Regions from separate parts of the Homo sapiens genome. Here all the other regions are linked to region 2. A link is a loop called in an ENCODE intact Hi-C map of the cell type or tissue named here. Cell type or tissue: dorsolateral prefrontal cortex. All regions are shown on one strand. Links, peaks and the distances in the headings refer to the core of each region. The heading gives the core; the rest is flanking DNA.

Region 1 (5,117 bases), core at 615-4,614, 560 kb after region 2:
CATGTCATATTGATTTCTGACTGAAGTCACTGTTGGAAGATAAGCCTTTACCCTCCCCCACTACACAACTTAATACTACTCTCAATACGCTAATAACATCTAAATAATTTTTGGTGGGCGAGTGAAGTAACATTTCGTATTTTGTGCAATGCATAGCGTCAGCCATTGAAGAGGACATCTTTAGCAGGGTACCCAGCAGGCTGTTAGTCTCCTTGCTCCTGCAATACCATAATCTCAACCGTACCCCCTCTACTTGTTGCTTTACCTACCATTTACAACCACAGCTTCCTTCACTGACCCAAGCTAGGAACCTCTATGCCTCCTTCTTCTACTTACCTGATTTAATTACCTTATATAGTTGTTTCTATTTTTATCATATGGCCCATATCCATTCCCTATTCACCATCTCTGTTTCTGTTTAACCCTTGAAAACCTGTTCCAATATTATAGCTGCTCTCTGTTTAGTCTCCCTTCTACTTTTATCTCTCAACTACCTTTCAATCTACCTTCTGATCTATTTCTGTTTTTCTTTTGGAAATAACTGTTATTATGCAATCCAGTACATATAATTCATAAATGACCACTTACTGTCTATGGAAAAAATGCAAAATCTTCAGATTAACAATAAAGACTCTTCATAACTTGGGCTCTACCTCCTCCTGCTACATCATAAATTGCTTCTCTAGTATTGTAACAAAATTGTACAACTTAATAAGACGTACTCTTTCACATCTCTGCTTTTTCCTGTTTTTGTTTTTTTTTTTGTTTGTTTGTTTGTTTGGCATGGAGTGTACTCTTTTCTCTGATCCTTTATTAGAGAAACTCTTATTTTTACTGAGAGATAAATCTCAAATTAGAAAACATCTAAAAAGTGTTCTTTAATCTCCCTGGACCAGATATAACAGGTGAGTTTCCCTAGGAAGCACACTCTAACACAGAGACTTGCATGTAGGAAGTTTATTGGGGATGTGTCCTTAGAATCGATACTTGTGTAGGTGGAAGGGCAGAAAGGAAACAGTACTGTCCAGAGAGAAGTTGAATTATGATGCAGTCACAACAAAGGGCTCAGCCATTTCTATGAGAAGCTCTGGAGCTAGCATGACCCTTCAGGGTTTTTCTGAATTGGGACAAGGGGACTGGGCCTTTATGCCTCAATACTGAGAAGTGACTGTATGTGGACTGTGCCAGGAAGAAATGTGACATGGGCAAGCCCCAGGGCAAGTTTTAGAGAGGGACTCAGCTGGGAGCTGTAGATAACTCATATTTTATCAGCTGAGGGAATAAGTCCCTTCAGTCCTTAAAGCAGAGACTGGGAGGACCTGAAAGCAGAATGCCATAGCATCCACCATACCAGAGGTACCCATGCCTCCTGCTCAGACCTTTATTATAGAACTTGGCAGTTTGCACAATGGCTACTTGTTCCCATTTCCTGTTCACCACACTAGGCTGTTTTTGAATGAGTGAGTTTGGGAGTTGGGCTTATGGATCAGGAGAAGGTGTGGTATGCATCCCAATGCAGTAAAAGTAGCTTGTGCTAGCCCTACCTTCATTCAGTATAAAAATGTAACTACTTCTATATAACCGATGGATAGCATTGATCTACATATTTGATTACTAGTTTTAAATAAGATTGGCTTCTGTTTCCCAATAATTAAAAATGTGATTAAAACTCCACAAAGCTTTCAATAGGTGATATTTATGTTTCTCCTTAATAAAAGAATTAGCTTTTTAATAACATTAGTAGAATACTAGTGTGCACTTATGAGAAAGAGACACTTTGTCATACAAAAATTTGGGCAAAAGAATGGAAAATAATATTAGATGCCTTTAGTGCCTCGAAACATACTTAGATTCCCTCTTGCTTCTATAAGAAAACATTATTACACGATCAAAGACATATATTGAAAGAAAAAAGCTGTGGCTTTTGAATGCAGCTCATTTAGTTCTGTTCATTAGATGCTAAAGTATAATTAGTTCATTATTATGAATGAAACTGTTCAGGAAATGTAACAGAGTTTTCATAGAAATATATTTAGCATAGCATGCAATTAGTAATTTACGGTTTATACTATTCATCATCAGTCAGTTGATGTCAACATTAAAATTTCATCTTGAACACTGCCTGGCTTCTCTTTGTTTAACTTTAAACTTGAAAGTTAAATTTTAGATGTTTTATTCCTAATTATTAAGTTTTAAGCAAATGATTATATAACTATGAGGTACCAAAGTATTTATGGCCTGAAGCTCAGAAATAATTTGACAAACCAAGGGACACCTGGAGCTACCAGAAACTGGAAGAAGCAAGGAAGGATTCTCCCCAGAACCTTCAAAGAGATACCGTGACACCTTAATTTTGGACTTCTGGCTTCCAGAACTGTAAGAGAATAAATTTGTTAAGTCCTAGGAAATGAATACAGATTTCTATGCCCTCCTAAATGATTGTTTTTAAATAATTAATCAATACTTATTTATACAACTTCCCTCTGTGATATTTGAGGGTTTGGGGGCTTAGAGATCAACCAGCTCTATGTTAACAAGTTTTGGGGCTGCTAGATCCCAGAAAGCCAGCGTACACTTGCTGGGCTCGCTGTAGCACCCAGGGAAACTGAAGCAGCCTGGCACAGGTTTTTACATTGGATGAAACAGAATTCAGGTTTGTAGTGAGTTCTTACAATTTTATGTTGCCTCAGCATCCATTTTAAATATAGATTGGATTTTCTCATATCAGAACTGGGGCTTAGTCACCCTTCAGTTTCCAGTTCTCCACCTTCTCCCAGTTCCTAAAGGTGGTCGACCCAGATATCTGCCTTATAAAACTGCCTCCTGGTGACCATCTCCCTATGGGACAGCTAGATACAACCTATACGACTTGCCCCATTGACCCCCACACGCTGCATGGACTGAGCAGATAGGCTGCAGTGACCACCCCTCAGTTACAGCGTGACTCCATGGAGCTCCTGTCTGCTTGCTCTAAATCTACCAATTAGAACTCTCCAAAGGAAACCTTTGTGGGTGACACCCTGGATCCCAATAAAGCCTCTGGCCCATAGGTCTCTCGCTTTCTTTCTCTTGCTCTCCACCTTCTGGTTGGGCTCACATGTCCAGAGCAGCTTCCCTTTCCCATAGGCTCTACGAGGTCTGCTGCCCTCTTCTGTCTGTGATTTGTAAGCAATACTGTTTCTGTTACTTCATGTGTTTTGCTGTGCTGCCTCTTCTGTGTCTCACCTGACCCGCACTCCCAAACTTAACTCTCCTCCTGGTCAGGGCTCCCCTAGAGGGTGGCTACCTTGGTAGGAATAAACTGGACATAGGTCAAAAAATAGCTGTAAAGGTGTCTGCCAGGATGAAAAAGTTTTCTGTGCAAGGCATACCTGGTCATGGATGAGACACTTATGCATTAGGCCATCCACCAGAAAGAAAAAGTGTCCCATGAAAGACACGTTGTGAATATCCATGATCACATCCCCTGGAGCCCCATCAGGGCAGGGCTATAATTATACCCACTTTCAAAAGAGACCTCAAGACCAAATCACAGGAAGTATACAAGGCTGTTTGTAAATCTCATCCACAAACTGGGACCCCACATTTTTCTCCTTCAAAACAAAGTTCTCCACACTTTGATTAAGAATACTTAGCTCTGCCGGGTGCCATGGCTCATGCCTGTAATCCCAGCACTTTGGGAGGCTGAGGCAGGCGGATCGCGAGGTCAGGAGATCAAGACCATCCTGGGTAACACAGTGAAACCCCGTCTCTACTAAAAATACAAAAAATTAGCCGGGTGTGGTGGTGGGCACCTGTAGTCCCAGTTACTCGGGAGGCTGAGGCAGGAGAATGGTGTGAACATGGGAGGCGGAGCTTGCAGTGAGCCGAGATGGCGCTACTGCACTCCAGCCTGGGTGACAGAGCGAGACTCCGTCTCAAAAAAAAAAAAAAAAAAAAAAAAGCTCAAGTGTTTTATTTTAGAGGTGAAGAAATTAAAACTCTTAAGCTGTAAATATGTATCCACAGTAACACCACGGTTAATTTTGGGCCCATGTATTCGGGTTCTTACTACTTTCTACACCCCATTGGCCCATTGGTTAGGAGGACAATTAAGTCTGATACTGAAACATAAACATTGGTAGCTCAATCAAGTATAATCACTTATATTTGGAAAACAATATTTGTAAATGTGTATTTACATTTATCTTTACACGTTTTCTACTTTCAAACTTTATGATGTTAACTGCGACACTATGAAGATTAACAAAACACGTAGATTACCCTTTACACACTCTACATTTTTGCTACAATCATGATATTTAATCATTATAATAACTTCAGATAAAGTCATTTTCCCAAAGTAAATGGCAGGGCTGGAACTCAAACATTTACTTTCTAGCTCCCAGCCCATTTTTTTCCCTACTGGAATAGCAGCAAAATGTAGTACAAGTAGGGTGACCATGTAATTAATTGTTAAAAGCTGGGTCATTTTAAGAGTGAAGGAAGCATTATTTATAAATACACTGGGACAAGTGGTGTAAACCAGGACTATGCTGATGAAACAGAATATAAAAAATAAGAAGTCTGGGAGATTACTTCGTTTCTTTTAAGCTGAATTTTGAACATTACAAAATTGTAATTTTGTAATTACATTGAACCCGCCAACGTCCTAGTATGTAATGCAGTTCTGATTAAGAAAAAGGCATCTCTTTAAGTTATGCACTGGAGCATTCACTCTCAACACTGTGGTGGAAGCAACAATGCATGCCAAGATAGAGCGTACTACAAATATTTGTAAGAATACCTTGAGTGCTCCTTGAGAAATCAGACTTAATGGGAGATACCCATAATTTTTTTTAGGTTAACTCAAGATGTGGTCCTCTCAGTAGCTATGCATTTTGTAAAGTTCTTGCTCTCTTCTTCCAGCACAGTTGGGCTGATTTTCCTTTGTGATTCTTAAATCCTTCATGCATACCTTTTTAGAGTACTGAATTTATTATACTGTATTTTTTTAAAAAAATTATTATGTTTTGCTGTGCAGAAGCTCTTTAGTTTAATTAGATCCCATTTGTCAATTTTGTCTTTTGTTGCCATTGCTTTTGGTGTTTTGGACATGAAGTCCTTGCCCACGCCTA
Region 2 (5,117 bases), core at 585-4,584:
CATCTATTTTAATGTCCTTGTCCTCTACTTCTGACATCTGCTTTTATTCCGAGTCAATTTTGATTGATTGTATTCTTTCTTTATTATAAGTTGTATTTTCCTTCTCATCTGTTTGTCTAGTAATTTGTTATTGGATTTCAAATGTTGTGAATTTTAACTTCTTTGCTTTTGTGTTCTTTTTTATTTAGATAACTATTGGCCTTTGTTCTGGAATGCATTTAAGTTACTCAGAAAAATTTGGCTTCTTTAGATTTTTACCTTTAAGATTTGCTAGGTGGAAGTACAGAAGTGCTCAGTCTAAGGAGAATTATTTCTCCCTACTGAGGCAAGATCCTTCTGTATAATCTACCCAATGCTAAGTGGGTCATGAGGATATTTATTTTCCCCAGTGGGAACAGGCATTATTCTATGCCTGTCTTGCGTGAATGTTGGGCGCAGTTAACCACTAATCCTTTTGGGGGCTTCTTTCCTTAGCCTCAATGCATTTGCTGATCATTACTCAGCTGAACGCTGAGGAGGTCTCTTTCCAAATGTTAGGAGTTCCTCCTCTGTCCAGTTTTCTCCTTTCTTGTGCGTTGTCTTAAGAACTGTAGCCACCTTCACAGACTTTTAGCTCCATTTCCTCAAGTCAGATGGTTCATTGTGCTTTGCTTAGGTTTCTTCTACCTGCACCATAATTTAAAACCTTTTAAGAACATAAGCTGAGTAATTATATAGGGATCACCTTATTTGCTTTCTGTTTTTTCAGGGATCACTTTCCTTCATTTCCTGACATACGACATTGTGAAAATAATTTTTAAAGAATATTTTGCCTTTTGTTCAGACTAGAGCATGAATTTGGCCAGATTAGAAGTCCTCAAGTGAACTGAAGTCAGATTTCAATATTGTATACATTTTTCAACTTCTTTGTTTATATCTAATCACCTCTCAGGAAGGGGATTCATCTTAAACTTGTGCATATTCCCTGTGATACTGTATTTGCTGTAAATTTACAAATGTCCTGATATAAGAAATAATGATAGCATAGGAGTAACTTGCAATTAAAAAATGTGTGTCTATCATATGATGTTTAGTACTGTTCTCTTGGGTTTACTGTATTTTTATCTAGATTCCTGTAATATAAGAAGAAGGGCTGGACCAGTCTGACTTTGAGTGGAAGGTGGGAGTCCGAGGGCCTGGAATCCTGGGGTTTAAACTAAGTCAATAATCAGGTAGAAAAGTTAAAGTCCAAATGGTAAAAGGAAAGTCATGAGAAAGAGATACAAGGGAGTTCAGTGACTGGGATTCAAATCTCGGTGAGAAATCGAGTGTGGAAGCTGGAAACAAGGAGAGAGTGGAGAAAAGCAACACTGTGAATATCCTGAGAGATATACTGGGTGTAGATGGCCCTCCCCTTGAAACTTAAAAAAAAAAATAATCTGCACTTTGGGAGGCCGAGGCAGGTGGATCACTAGGTCAGGAGTTTGAGACCAGCCTGGCCTATATGGTGAAACCCCATCTCTACTAAAAATACAAAAGTTAGCTGGGCATGGTGGGCCTGTAGTTCCAGCTACTCGGGAGGCTGAGGCAGGAGAAATAGCTTGAACCTGGGAGGCAGAGGTTGCAGTGAGCCGAGATGGCACCACTGTATTCTGTCTCAAAGCAAGACTCTGTCTCAAAAAAAAAAAAAATCATCTGGCATGGATATGGTGAAAGGATGAGTGAACCTGACATAAAGAGATAGAAGTATGATGGAAAATCATTTACAGCACATAACTACAACAAATTCCTCTCTCAAATCTGTTAGTGTGGCTCTAATTACTACATTAGGTCTATAAACTCCGCCGCCATCCTGCTTATTCACAGTGGTTTCCTGGCTTTGTTGCTTTATAACTAAGATATATGTAAACATAATAAACACTCACACAAAACATCTGTCTCAAATTGGTTCTTTTTCTTTGTAAAGAAGCCAGAAACTTTGATATGATCACAGTAAAAAGATCATACTGTTTGTTATACTTAGGGCTTTTAATTACCTTAGCAAGTGTTTTAAATGAATAATAAGTTTACAATTCAAACAGAATACATAAGGTTGTAATTTCTTAAAACATATTTCGTGTTGATTTGTTCTTTGTACAGATATAGCTTCTAAATATAGTAGCATCTTGATAGGCTTTAATATAATTATAAATTTGTATTATTTCTGCCATCCGTCACATTCCATAAAAGCCAGATAAAAACTTCTGAAAACCGTTTAAAGTAATGATAGTGCTATGTTCTGGCACTTTACTGAAGGTCATGCAATGCATAATCTAATTTAATACTCACAATAATGCTATGAGGTAGTTATTACCATTTTCTAGAAGAAACTCCGGTTTGGAAAGTGTAAGTATCTTGTCCAAAGTTGCAGTTATCAGGGAGAGCAAAGTCAGGTCTGTTTGACTTCAAAATTCTTAATCACTACTTTGCTCTTATTTCTCCCTCTTTCTCATTTTCTCTTTCTGTCTGTTTTGTTTGTAGAGGACTGAGCTGCAAACTCAACAGGCTTCTCAGTGCCCCACCTTACTATCATCTTACTTAGCCACAAGACCATCCTAGAATCTGTTGTTGGAATTCATCAAACGGGCTTGCCAGCTTTGTAAAGAGTTTGGATGAATTAGGAGGTTCTCTGTCACTCCCTGTAATGCCTTAGAAACATACTTCAGGATGATATTGCACAGGCAACCCATAAAAATTAACATAACACAATATGTTTTCTTTATCTCTGCTGTTGTAAAGTTCAGATTAAATTTCCTTTTAATACAACCCAGTAGAAACCAAATTTTCATTGTTTATTGGACAGGAGAGAAGCTTGAGTCTGTGGGCGCTGCCTCACGATGACTGACGGGGGCAGCAGAGGGCTTTCCAAGTGAGCTTGCACAAGGCCAAGTGAGAGAAGCATCCCTTGGCTATGTTGGAAGTAGCGGCGGGGGGAAGGGTGAGTTGTGGCACGAAAGGTTATCAGGAGTCATGGGAAGAAAGAGAAAGAGAGATCAAGTCATGATTGTAGCTAGGCCAGGTATGAGAGACTTGGAGAAATTGGTAAGATTAGAGTTGAGGATAATAACCAGTTGAATAGACAAAAACCCCATTTGTAGATACAAGGCTATCTGGCCCTATCCAGCTTCAAGCTATAAAGTGCCATATTTATGGCTTTTCAAAATCCTTCATGGTGTCTCTTAGGATGTTATAAATTTTGTATTTATTATGGTTATTATGTTCATTTAATATATCTGTTTATATTATTTAATTTTCTTACGTTCTAGTAAAAATCTCACAAATTCTCATAAAAATCCTATGGTGGATATTTATCCAAATGTTACATAGAAAGAAACTGAGTAAGGTCAGAACATTTGGGGTTAGATCTCAGGTCGAATCCAATCTCAGATACCAAATTCTCCCTCAATTTCTCATACCTTGACAATTTTCTTCTACCTAAAGATTATTTTTGTAACTAGGAAATGTGAAGAAAATCAATGCAGTGATATTTCAAAAGCCCAAATTCTCTAAATCTATTTTCGTTTACTCAATGTTCTTTAGAATGCATTTATTGGAATGAAAATCTTTTCCTTGGAGATTGAGTTCTTTGGTGCACAATTTAAATCATTTTATTATTGAATTATCTGAGGGTAATATGAGAATAGTAGATGTTATAAGACTAGGGATTCCCTAATAGTCTCAGTTGCAGAAATGTAAATGACCCTGAGAGCTTCAATAACTCATAGAATTGTCACCTCATTTTAGGAGCTGATGCATGTTACCATATAAACATGACATATTAAGCTGAGATGAAAAATTGAAACAGCCATTTATACATGTTCAAAGTGTTTATGAAGTTGCATACTAATATATTGGTTGGTATATACAAATTTTAAAACAGTTTAAACATATTTAAAAGTTTATTTTCCAGTATAATTCTAGAGGAAGGGCTGGCATTTGTGGAACCCTGATTTTCTCAGGGTTTGATTGAAATATTGAATTCAGCAAAACTTGAAAAGGTTAAAAGTCAAAAGTGATTTTAGTGCTGGCGTAGCCATAGACCACACATTAGGATGCTCTGCCTAATCTCAACATAGCCTTTAGGAAAATAAAAATATATAAGTAAAAAGAATGTGTGTGTGAAACAACTACTTTTCAAATGGTTTAATTGTATACAGGGAAACCAACAATAGAATTTTCCCTTAAGTTACCCAGATATGGCAGTTTTATGCATACATTGTAGGACTCTGCTTAGATTGATACATTTTGCTTAGATTAAGGCTATGTAAAATTAATGGATGGAATCTTCAAACCTAATCCTTGGGTTAATTCTGTTAATTTTAAAATGTTAATTTAGGCAAATGCTTTGCGTGTCTGTATGTGTATCTGTGTGTGTATGAGCACATGAGTTTAATGTGTCCTGTTCACCTTTGCACCCCTTGCCTAGCAAAACTCTCAGCGGGCTGCTTTCACTTAATGTTTATGAACAAAACTATACGGTTGTAGGAAAATTACATCGATTTTTGCTTTGTAACAATGACAATATCAGCTGATAAAATTGAAGAGTCAGATGAAGATCAGCAAATCCAAATTCTAGTGTATCATTTATTAACCATGTGACTTTGGGAGAGCCATGCAACTTCTGCTTTTTCATTTCTACCGTGGAATAATTATAATTCTTTACTCTAAGGATGGTTTAGTGCAGCAGTGCACAACCTTTTTGGTACCAGGAACCAGTTTTGTGGAAGACAGTTTTTCCGTGGACCAGGGTAGATTGGGGTGTGGTTTCAGGATGATTCGAGTGCATTACATTTATTGTGTACTTTATATTATTATTACATTATAATATATAATGTAATAGTTATATAAGTCAACATAATGTAGAATCAGTGGAAGCCCTGAGCTTGTTTTCTGGCTATTAGATGGTCCCTTCTGGGGATGATGGGAGACAGTGACAGATCATCAGACATTATAAGGAATATACCTTAAGGTATTAAAAGCCATCTATGACAAATCCACAGCCAGCATTATGCTGGGGAAAAGTTGAAAGCATTTCCCTTGAGAACTGGAACAAGACAAGCATGCCCACTTTAATCACTTCTATTCAACATAGTACTGGA
Region 3 (5,117 bases), core at 646-4,645, 1.4 Mb after region 2:
TTAATTTTTTATTCTTGTGGTCCGTTAAGCTTACCAACAACTCAATTAAAGATAAATATATAAAAAACAATTTAAAAAACATACTATGATGATGATGACAATGTTGATAAAAGTAGTAAATCTCAAACCAAATAGGAAACTTTTTCATTGTAATCACTTTTAATAAACATATAGTAATATATGGTTTATAACCACTGTAATAAGTACACGTGTTTTGATGGATTTTTAACATACTTGAAATGCGTAAGTGCTATTTTCAACATACAAGTATAGTTCAGTTTTCAGAAAAATAAAATAATATTGTGAACTTTAATATTTGGGAAAACAAAGTTCTTGCTTTTAAGTGTTGATTTATTAGATGTATAAAATGCATTTCAATATTCAAAAGACGATCACTTATTTTAATGTTTAAAGGAATATTAATTGTTCACTAGTCTATGAGATTAAAACATTGAGTGCTAACAATGCACAAGTAATCATGAATGTCCTTTGATGGCATGGAAACTTGGGATATTAGACAGGGCAACAGGACTCAAAAGACCAAGTCTTTGGAATATCCTCAGAAAGTGACTGTTAGTCTTGGTGATTTATGAAATTCTTGCATGGTCAGGGGCTCTGTGTGTCTGTGAGTTTGTGTGTGTGTGTGTGTGTGTGTGTTGGCTGGTGTTGACACAGATTGAGTTTTCATGTTTGAGTATTTAGAAGAGTTAAATTTATAAAGTCAGACTTTGGAAAGTTGGGTAACTGTTCAATATTCCATTTTTTAAAGAAAATGAAATAGTTTTGCATTTTTTTTTGTTGCTTTTCATACAGCTACCCATCTAAAAAAATGTTGAGAGCTTAAAATTTGCTTTGAATAAATGCACTCCTCATTGTAGTCTGGTTTCTGGGTGAGTTCCTTCATCTCCTGTGGAGAGCTCTTTACTGCCTGTAGGGGACCTCCTATAGGGATAGGTAATGTTTTACTCATTCCTACAGGAGGTTCCCCTTAGGAGTTCAGAATCACCATATTTTACTGTTCTAACAGAAGGTGTTACAATAAATATTAAGCAGCTGGATTTCACTCTTCATAATATGGGCACTATATTTCATCAGACTTATTGTTATGACTGAGAAATACTTCAATTTTAACTAACATCTGTAAAATTAGGACAAATGCAATCAAGTTGAATACAAGAGTATAGTTTGGCTAAGAACAATTTTAAATCATTAGTTGTCTTGCTTGTGAGGCCCAGCTCACTTTCAATTTCCTTATTCTATGATATGTGAATAGAGTACCTCATGTTTATCTTGAGTTTTGCTTTCCAAAGTTTTAGTTACCCATTGTCAACTGCAATCTGAAAAAAAGGTGAGTATAGTACAATAAGATATTTTGCAAAGAAACAGAGAGAGATCATGTCCACCTAACATTTATTATGGTATATTGTTATAGTTGTTCTCTTTTATTCTTAGTTATTGTTATTAATCTCTTACTTGCCTAATTTACAAATTAAACTTTATCATAGGTGTGTATGTACAGGAAAAAACTGTGTGTGTGTGTGTGTGTGTTTACATTTCAGCACTTTTTCTATGGTTTTCAGATGTCTGCTGGGGGTCTTGGAAGGTATACCGTTCTGACAAGAGGAGACTATTGTATGTGCTCAGAGTTATTTCTGAGCACCTGTATTGAATACATAGTCCAGTACTTCTAAAATATCTGTGCCATTTCTTCCCCCTAGAAGGTTGGTTAAGAGTTGGTTCAATTGTTATTTGAATGAAAGTAATAAAAGATAATGACAGTGACTTGTCATTTTCTGAATATTAATAATATGAACATGTATCGACAGCTTAGTATATGTCAAGGCTTCTGCTCATTTAATATCTTATTTTATCCTCCCAGGAACAGTATGAAATAAATACTTATTACTCTTTTACAAATGAGAGAGACTTAAGCTCAAAGAAAGTAACTCGTCTAAAGCCACATGGTTACCAAGTAAGGAGTCAAGACAAAAACTTAGTGTCTGTATGGTGTTAAAAAAAAGTATTGAATGACACTTGTAACAACATGGTAAGAAATACTTTATTTGGGACCATCCTGATAGGTATAGGGACCACTGAAACAGGGTCTTGCAGTGGTGAAGAGAGATTGGACTCAATTCTGAATACAGCATGAGTACGTGGGAATTTATAACCAAGGATCAGGTTGGGGGTCAGTGGATGAAAAATTACTAAGAGAAAGTCAGAGGTGATATGGTTTGGCTCTGTGTCCCAACTGAAATCTCATCTTGAATTGTAATCCTCACAAGTCAAGGGAGGGACCTGGTGGGAGGTGACTGAATCATGGGGACAGTTTCCCCCATGCTGTTCTCATGATAGTCAGGGATTTCTCAGGAGATCTAGTTGTTTGATAAGTTTCTGGCATTTCCCCTGCTCTCTCTCTCGCCTGCCACCATGTAAGACACGCCTTGCTTCCCCTTCATCTTCTGCCATGATTGTAAGTTTCCTGAGGCCTCCCCAGCCATGCAGAACTGTGGGTCAATTAAACCTCTTTTGTTTCTAAATTATCCAGTTTCAGGTGGTATCTTTATACCAGTGTGAGAACGAACTAACACAAGGGGTAAGAGGGATTCTGCCTAAAGTGACCTAACAGTATTCTTGCTGAAGACAAACCAGGGTAATTCGAATCACCTGGGGATAGTGGAAAATGAGGAACCTGATCAGATGTAAAGGGAGATCAGATATTAGGGTGGGATGTCTTGACAAACTGACTTAGCAAAGTCAGTTAGAATTGGATTGCTAAAATTGGATTTTACAAGGCACTACACCGATGTTCAGAGAATGTTCAGGAGCCTGACTAAGGTTTGGCTAAGCAGAGAATCTTTGTCAGTAGACGCAGTGCATTTTATCACTAGACTATCGTGTTTCTTTTAAAAACTTAATATGAGCAAAAATACCTGAATTATCACTGGAGAGCTTGGAAAGATGTTTGTCTTTTTTTATCTCAATCTTCTATCCTAGTTCTGGTATGAACTTCTGGGGAATCTTTCAGGCTCTGCGTCAGTGTGCTGCGCCCCCTGCTGGCTGGGGGATCCTTCTGCGTGTATTCTGACCTTGCTTTCTTTTCTCATAAAGTTCCATTTTTGCAGAGCCCACATATTTGTTTCTGAATTAATATTAATCATCTGATTATTTATAATTAGAAAGCTATTATTATAATGTCAGCAGATAGTAAGTGTACAGTGAATATGATCAGTTAGAACTGTTATGTTTTAACAAGGAATATAAGTATTTTAACAGGAAGCTATGGTTCCTTAATAGTAGAAATAGAACAGAACATGTAGAATCTTGACACAATATTCTCTCTGAATATTTTATTTCTAACTTATTAAGATAATTTATTAAATTTAATTATAATAAATTAATTATTCCTGGAAATAGTAATAGTCTTATTTTGTTTAATACTTAAAAATTTTCAAAGACAGAAATTCTAGTTTCCTATAAAAAATATCTGGAAGAAGTTAACTAAAACAGATGAAGAAGACATAGCTGGAGACGGAGGAAATTATAATATAGAAAATACAGTGCCCTTTTTATTTCCATATTTGAGTAACCTTTTCACTCTTGTGATTTCAATGATCTTGTGAGGCCTAAAGTATAGAGATAAAGGTCATGGTTGACTTCTGTTATAAGAAATAGAAACTATTTTATCTTAGAGAAAGTATCATGCTCTGTCAATATTTTTACCATAACACCCCTTAAAGGGTTCAGAGAATCTAGAACAAGCTGTCACATGCTACTGCAAAACATCTTTTCATTATCTTCATTTTAACTTTAAAGTTAATATAAACTTTACATTCTACTTCATGTGAATGTAATAAATATATCCTTGCCAGCCTCCTTGCTGTATCATTTTCCCCTTCTTGAATTCAAAATACAGTAGTGTAACAGTACTCTAATCCTTGGCTTCTATCTTTTCCAATGGACTATCCCAAAGCAAGCTCCAAGCTTAAATTCATTTTATACTGTTTATTTACCTGAAGATAATTTCTGTATTAGTTTTACTCTCTACCCTAGGTTTCACACTCATGTATCTAATATGCTTCCTGAGAGCTGCACTTTAACATCCAGCACATATAAGTAAAATATACCTACAAAAGAGCTCTTGACCATTTTACCTTTTATCATTACCCTGACACTCTTTCCTCATACCATGAAGTTATGTTATATTGAGAGTTTACTCAATATTCAATCCAACATTCTTTGATATTTTTTTTCTTCTCCTATTCCTTCATTTCTAATCGGTAAGTTTACTGATTCTAAAAGAGTGGCATCAATAGCTAATATATTTCCCGCTTGCTATGTTTCAGACTCCGTTCCAAGTGCTTGATAGAGAACATTTTATTAATCTTCATAAAACAGCTAGGAACTATTATTCTTTATGTGATAAGGATGAGAAAACACAAAGACACATTAAAGGATTTGCCTATGTTGAAATTTTAGTATGATTTAAAGCTAGATCTTAAACCCAGCCACTTTTATTCCAGATTCAATGATTTTAGCTACTACACTCTACAATCTCATATAATCTACAGTCTAATCAAGCATGTTTACTTTCTTTATTTCTGCTTCCCAGCACAGTTATCTCTCACTTAAATTGTTGTAATAGCCCATAAGCAGCCTCTCTGTTGACACTTTTTCCTCCTCCTCTCTGTTCCCCGACTGAGCAAGAATATTTTAAGCATATATCCTGTGACTTCCCTTTTTAAAGCCTTTTGAAGGCTTCCAACTCCACTTGGAATAAAGTCCACACTTGTCAGAAGACCTGCCTAGAGAGTCTTACATAATTTATTTTCTGCCTAACACTTCAAGTGTATCTTATGCCTACTGCCACTTCCCCTGACTCTACCTACCACAGTGCCACTCTTTTCTTTCCTTGATTAGCACTACCATTTCTCCATCTTCAGTCTTTGTACTTGTTATTTTCTCTCCTTACCAAAACTCTGCCTGGCCTGCTTTATGGCTTTTTGTCATTCTTCAGATTTCAGTTCAAAAACAACTTCCTCAGAAATATTTATCTGCCCAACTTAGGTAGAGGAGACTCATACGAAATACCCAGACTGTCATGTGTTATTTGCTTA
Region 4 (5,117 bases), core at 486-4,485, 84 kb after region 2:
AGTGATAACTGCTATAATCTCTCTATCTCTATAGCCTCGTGGCATCTAATATCTGTTAACTCTTGTTGTTGAATAGTCTACAAATTCAGATGTTTTCTCCACAGAACTCCTATGTCCTGCCACAAGTCTCCCTTCCTCCATTGATTTTTGTGTTCATGGTAAAGGGGAATCTCCTGACTAGAAGTGTAAAATTAGCCAATTGTTAGAAGTAATGAAAATAAGTAGAATAGATTCCTTGTCCAATGTTGACTGGGAACCTAATGATGCTTTTGAAAGCCTGCAGGAAATAAGGGATAAGCTCTTGGCCAACAGACCTTGGAAGGGAGAAATAACTTCCATTGGCAGTTGGAACAGATGGTATCTTTATATATATATATATATATATTTTTTTTTATTATACTTTAAGTTCTAGGGTACACGTGGGCAACGTGCAGGTTTGTTACATAGGTATACATGTGCCTTGTTGGTGTGCTGCATCCATTAACTTGTCATTTACATTAGGTATATCTCCTAATGCTATCCCTCCCCCTCCCCCCACCCCATGAGAGGCCCCAGTGTGATGTTCCCCTTTCTGTGTCCAAGTGTTCTCATTGTTCAATTCCCACCTATAAGTGAGAACATGCGGTGTTTGGTTTTTTGTCCTTGCAATGGTTTGCTGAGAATGATGGTTTCCAGCTTCATCCATGTCCCTACAAAGGACATGAACTCATCCTTTTTTATGGCTGCATAGTATTCCATGGTGTATATGTGCCACATTTTCTTAATCCAGTTTATCATTGTTGGACATTTGGGTTGGTTCCAAGTCTTTGCTATTGTGAGTAGTGCTGCAATGATGGCATCTTAAGCATGACAGATTTCCCACCATTCCAACTAGGATCAATACTCAGTAGCATGAAATAAATTGGCTAGCAGTTGAGTGAGAATTCTGCCTATTAGTTTGATTTAGGTATTGGTTGATTTGCATAGTTTTGCCATGATACTTTGTTTCAGTTCATTACTTGTGAGTGGATTCAATAGCAACCATCCCAAGGATTGTGTGAGGACCAGCTCATTGACATGAAGTTGAAACTGGAAAGATTTGAAAAGAAAGAGCAAGTGAATTGAAGGGGCTAAACTACATCTCTATGTTGGCTTTCTTCCTCTGTGGATATTCAGATAAAGCAATTTCATAGGCAGCACTTTTCTGAAACAGAGAGTAAGTGAAGGAAATTGGCAATGTATATGGAAAAGAGACCAATATTTATCATGAGTTTACTTTATACCTAGTGTTTTTCAACTGGAATTCTTTTAATTCTTACTGCAGATCACACAGTAGGTGACAAAACCTGGCTTCAAATCCATGTTTGAATCTGAAAGCCATTCTTTTTATCTTTCAATTACATCGTGGATGGTCAGTCTTCCATTAGCCTTTAGCTCTTTTCTTCCTCAAAACATTATGCCTGAGCCCATTCTTAAAGGTTTTTCTCCTCAGGAAATTCTTGTGTTCTCAACCTGGAATACTGGTATATTATATTCATTGAATATAAGAGTTAATTGCATTTTAACTAAAAACCCAATAACAATGCAAAGAGATAAATTTCTAATGATGAATTATGAGATAATTTATTTACCTACTCATGCAACAATGAGCTATTCACCAAGCATCTATTATATGCCAAGTACACTGCTAAGTACTGAGAAAACAATAGTGAACAAAAAAATGACAGTTCTTGTTTCAAAGAGCATAGAGCTTCATAGGAACAAAGACACTGATCAAAGAACACATAAATTTATATTAAATTATGATTGCTAAGACTGATACAAAAAAAGTTAAAGGATGCTTATAATATTAGAGACTTGGGTTGCAGGTTGGGTTCCCTGGAAGCAGACTTCTAAGATGAAAATTAATGCCTAGGATGTTTATCAGGGAGTATTGTTGAGATCCACACTAGTAGGAGGAAGAAGAAGAAACAACTGGGCTAAGGTGGAAGTTGGGTTGTGATGCAGGCTCCATGAAGGCCTCAGCTGACCTACTGGGAACCATGATACTTAGATGAGCCTTTAGAGTTGCCTCAAGTTGGAATGAGGGTCCAGGTCTTTATATTCCACATCAGTTAGTCATTGGACTTCTGCTGGTTCAGAAGGGCAGTATTTTGATGACAGGGTAGAATGTATGGAAGTGGACACAACTCTTTCCTAAACATTTGGCTTAGGTAGGGAGGAGAAAGATAGAGAATGGCCGCTAGAGGGCAGTGTAGACCACAGTGAACTTTTATTTTCAATAGAAGTATTTGAGGCATGGTTGTATTGAAGAAGAGAGGCTGCATGGAATATTACTGGGGGAGATGCTTCTAGGTAGGCATTTTAAACATATCTCACCATAAAACAATCTTTGTGTATATCCCACTTTGTTCTTGACCTGGGTATAAATAAGTATGGTACACATAGACTTAAAACTTTACACTCTTAAATATTGTACTTCCTACCTTTTTCAAGATATTTACTGGTAGACCTACCTCAGTAAAGGAGGAAGATGAAGGTTAAACATGGTAGCATGAGTCATAGTCTGTATATGGGATAAAAGAGAAATGTATTTGGCATAGAATATTGGGAACAATCATTTTAGGATGTCGAATCGTTCTTCACAATCATACCAGAAGATGTGACTATTGATTAATCCAGAAATATAATTTTGTGCCTTTGCTGTAAGTATTAGAAATTTATCTGGTATAATTTGAACCAGCAGGTATGACTAGTCCCAAAAAGAGGAGGTCTCAAGATGCAACAGCTACTGGGTATGGTGATAGGAAATTACATCAGATATTAAGACTCAGGGTTAAGCTTATCAGTAATCTGGATGTATTTGGAATTGAAAGTAGGGAAATATGAATTTTAAACTTTATGACACTAATATTCTAAACATGTCGCTGTACCATTTAATTATAAGGTGCATTAGTCAGAATTCTCTAAAGAGACAGAACCAATAGGACAGGTAAATATATGAAGGGGAGTTTATTAGGAGATTTGACTCACACGATCACAAGGTGAAGTCCCACAACAGGCTGCCTGCAAGTTGAGGGGACAGGAAGCCAGTCCGAGTCCCAAAACCTCAAAAGTAGGGAAGCTGATAGTGCAGCCTTCAGTCTGTGGCTGAAGGCCCAAGAGCCCTTGGCAAATCACTGGTGTAAGTCCAAGAGTCCAAAAGCTGAAGAATTTGGAGTTTGATGTTTGAGGGCAGGAAGCATCCAGCATGGGAGAAAAATGGAGGCCAGAAGACTTAGCCAGTCTTGTCCTTCCACGTTCCTCTGCCTGCTTTCATCCTAGCTGTGCTGGCAGCTGATTAGATGGTGCCCACTCAGATTCAGAGTGGGTTTGCCTCTCCTAGTCCACTGACTCAAATGTTAATCTACTTTGGCAACACCCTCACAGACACCCAGGAACAATACTTTGCATCCTTCAATCAAGTTGACACTCAATATTAACCATCACAGGAGGAATTTGACTGTATCCACTTTCTCTCTGGGTATTCTGTTGTTTTCACCAAAACATTCATGGAGAAGGGCCATAGTATGTTTATTCATTCAACAATTTTTTTTTTTTCAATGTGTATTGTGAGATTGGCGCTGTGCTAGTAGCAGAACATAGGTTAGTAGGGGACAAAAGGATATAGAACTGTCTTGTGTGGGAATACAGACAATGGCATATAAAAGTATCAAGCTGTACTGATTGCTACACATGCTTTAAAGTGAATTAAGTGCCATGGTAGAGAATAATAGAGCAGGAATGACATGGTAGGTGAAGGAACCCACTTTAGACACAGTGGTCAGAAAAGATTTTTCCAAGCAGTTGACTCTTATGCTAAGACCTCAGGGTGAGATTGAGCCAGCTACAGGAAGTGGAAAAAGCATCCCACGGAGAGGGAACTGCATGCATGAAGACCCACAGGCAGGAGAGGCCTCGGAGGTAAAAGGAACTGAAGATGTCCAGGAAGACTTAAAAGATTGCAGAGTAAAGAAGGAGTCACATCACAAGAATCCACTGGGAGCCACATATCAGAAGCAGAAATTTTATTTTCAGTGCAATGGGAAGCCATCACAGGGTTTAAGAAGAAGGACCTCATGATCTGATCCACACATTAAAATGATCTTTCTGGCTGATTCGTGGAGAATAATTGTGGTAGCAGAAAGAATAGAAGCAATAGTCTATGTAAGAAATGATGATGGTATGGGAAGAGAAATGATTGGATTGAGTTATAGTTTGGAGGAAAAAAGTGGCAGAAAATATTAATCAATTGAGTGCGGGATGTTAATGGAGAGAAATAAATCCTGAATGACTCCCAGATTTCTAGATTGAGCACTTGGATGAACTACAACACAATTTACCGGAAAGGAAAAAACTTAGGAGAAAAAGATTCGAGGAGAGATGGACTACTAAGTATTCAACTGTGGGCACGTTATGCTTCAGATACCTATAAGCCATCAAAGTGGATATTTCAGGTAGGTAATGGGACATGTGTATGTTTAAAGATGAGAACAATGATCTGTGTGAGAAATAAATTTTGGAGTTGATGACACTTAAATGATATATAGTCAGAGTAAAGCATAAGATCATTTAGAAAAGAAAATGACCAGGGGAAAAAATGAAAATCCATCACAGAGCTCTGAGGAACTCCAAAATTTAGATTTCAGGTGGATGAAATAGAGATCTTGGTGCTGAAGTGAGAATTATCCTGGTATGACAACATGATATCTGGTTACATTTTCAAAATGACAGGAATGCAAAATAACAGTTTCCATTTATGAAGCACTTACTGTGGCAGCCGCTCCTCCAAGTGCTCTGCCTACATTGACATATTTTATCCTCACTACAATCTTATGTAGCAGGTACTACTGCTATCACCCTCATTATAGAGATGAGGAACCCAAAACCTAGAAAGAATAATTGCTATAGTCTGAATGTTTGCGTCCCTCCCTTGCATATTCTTGTGTTGAAATCCTAAAGCCCACGACAATAGTATTAGGCCATAGGGGATTTGGGAGGTGATTAGGGTCATGAGGCAAAGCCTTCATGAATGGGATTAGTGCCTTTATAAAGAGAACCAACAGAGACCTCTCACCCACTTCCAGCATGTGAGGAAA

What was found. Hi-C counts contacts between places; a loop is a spot of excess contacts. Peaks named below come from ENCODE experiments on the same cell type or tissue, not always from the same donor. Only the 100,000 strongest peaks of a DNase experiment are listed, where the experiment ranks them.
Region 1: a loop joins it to region 2, with 13 times the contacts of the local background. A loop is called at or near these places in 10 of 110 quality-filtered maps.
Region 3: it touches region 2 in a loop (7-fold over the local background); 26 of 110 quality-filtered maps call a loop at or near these places.
Region 4: it touches region 2 in a loop (8-fold over the local background); 4 of 110 quality-filtered maps call a loop at or near these places.

The regions. Positions count from the first base shown.
Region 1 is chr2:34,567,548-34,572,664 of GRCh38, forward strand. No RefSeq gene overlaps it. Among named protein-coding and RNA genes, the nearest start is that of LINC01320, 110 kb to the right of the region's middle. In dorsolateral prefrontal cortex, for the core only: a CTCF peak has its summit at 3,099 (motif pointing left); no DNase peak of the experiment used is centred there.
Region 2 is chr2:34,010,041-34,015,157 of GRCh38, forward strand. The region is part of intron 4 of LINC01317 (long intergenic non-protein coding RNA 1317); the gene reads left to right. Among named protein-coding and RNA genes, the nearest start is that of LINC01318, 55 kb to the right of the region's middle. In dorsolateral prefrontal cortex, for the core only: CTCF peaks have their summits at 2,868 and 3,067; a DNase peak (open chromatin) is centred at 2,901; H3K27ac peaks cover 453 bases.
Region 3 is chr2:35,407,586-35,412,702 of GRCh38, forward strand. No RefSeq gene overlaps it. Among named protein-coding and RNA genes, the nearest start is that of MIR548AD, 61 kb to the right of the region's middle. In dorsolateral prefrontal cortex, for the core only: CTCF peaks have their summits at 3,061 (motif pointing left) and 3,264; a DNase peak (open chromatin) is centred at 3,046.
Region 4 is chr2:34,094,547-34,099,663 of GRCh38, forward strand. All of the region lies in intron 4 of LINC01317 (long intergenic non-protein coding RNA 1317), which reads left to right. Among named protein-coding and RNA genes, the nearest start is that of LINC01318, 30 kb to the left of the region's middle. In dorsolateral prefrontal cortex, for the core only: CTCF peaks have their summits at 2,232 (motif pointing right) and 2,439; a DNase peak (open chromatin) is centred at 2,205; H3K27ac peaks cover 1,052 bases.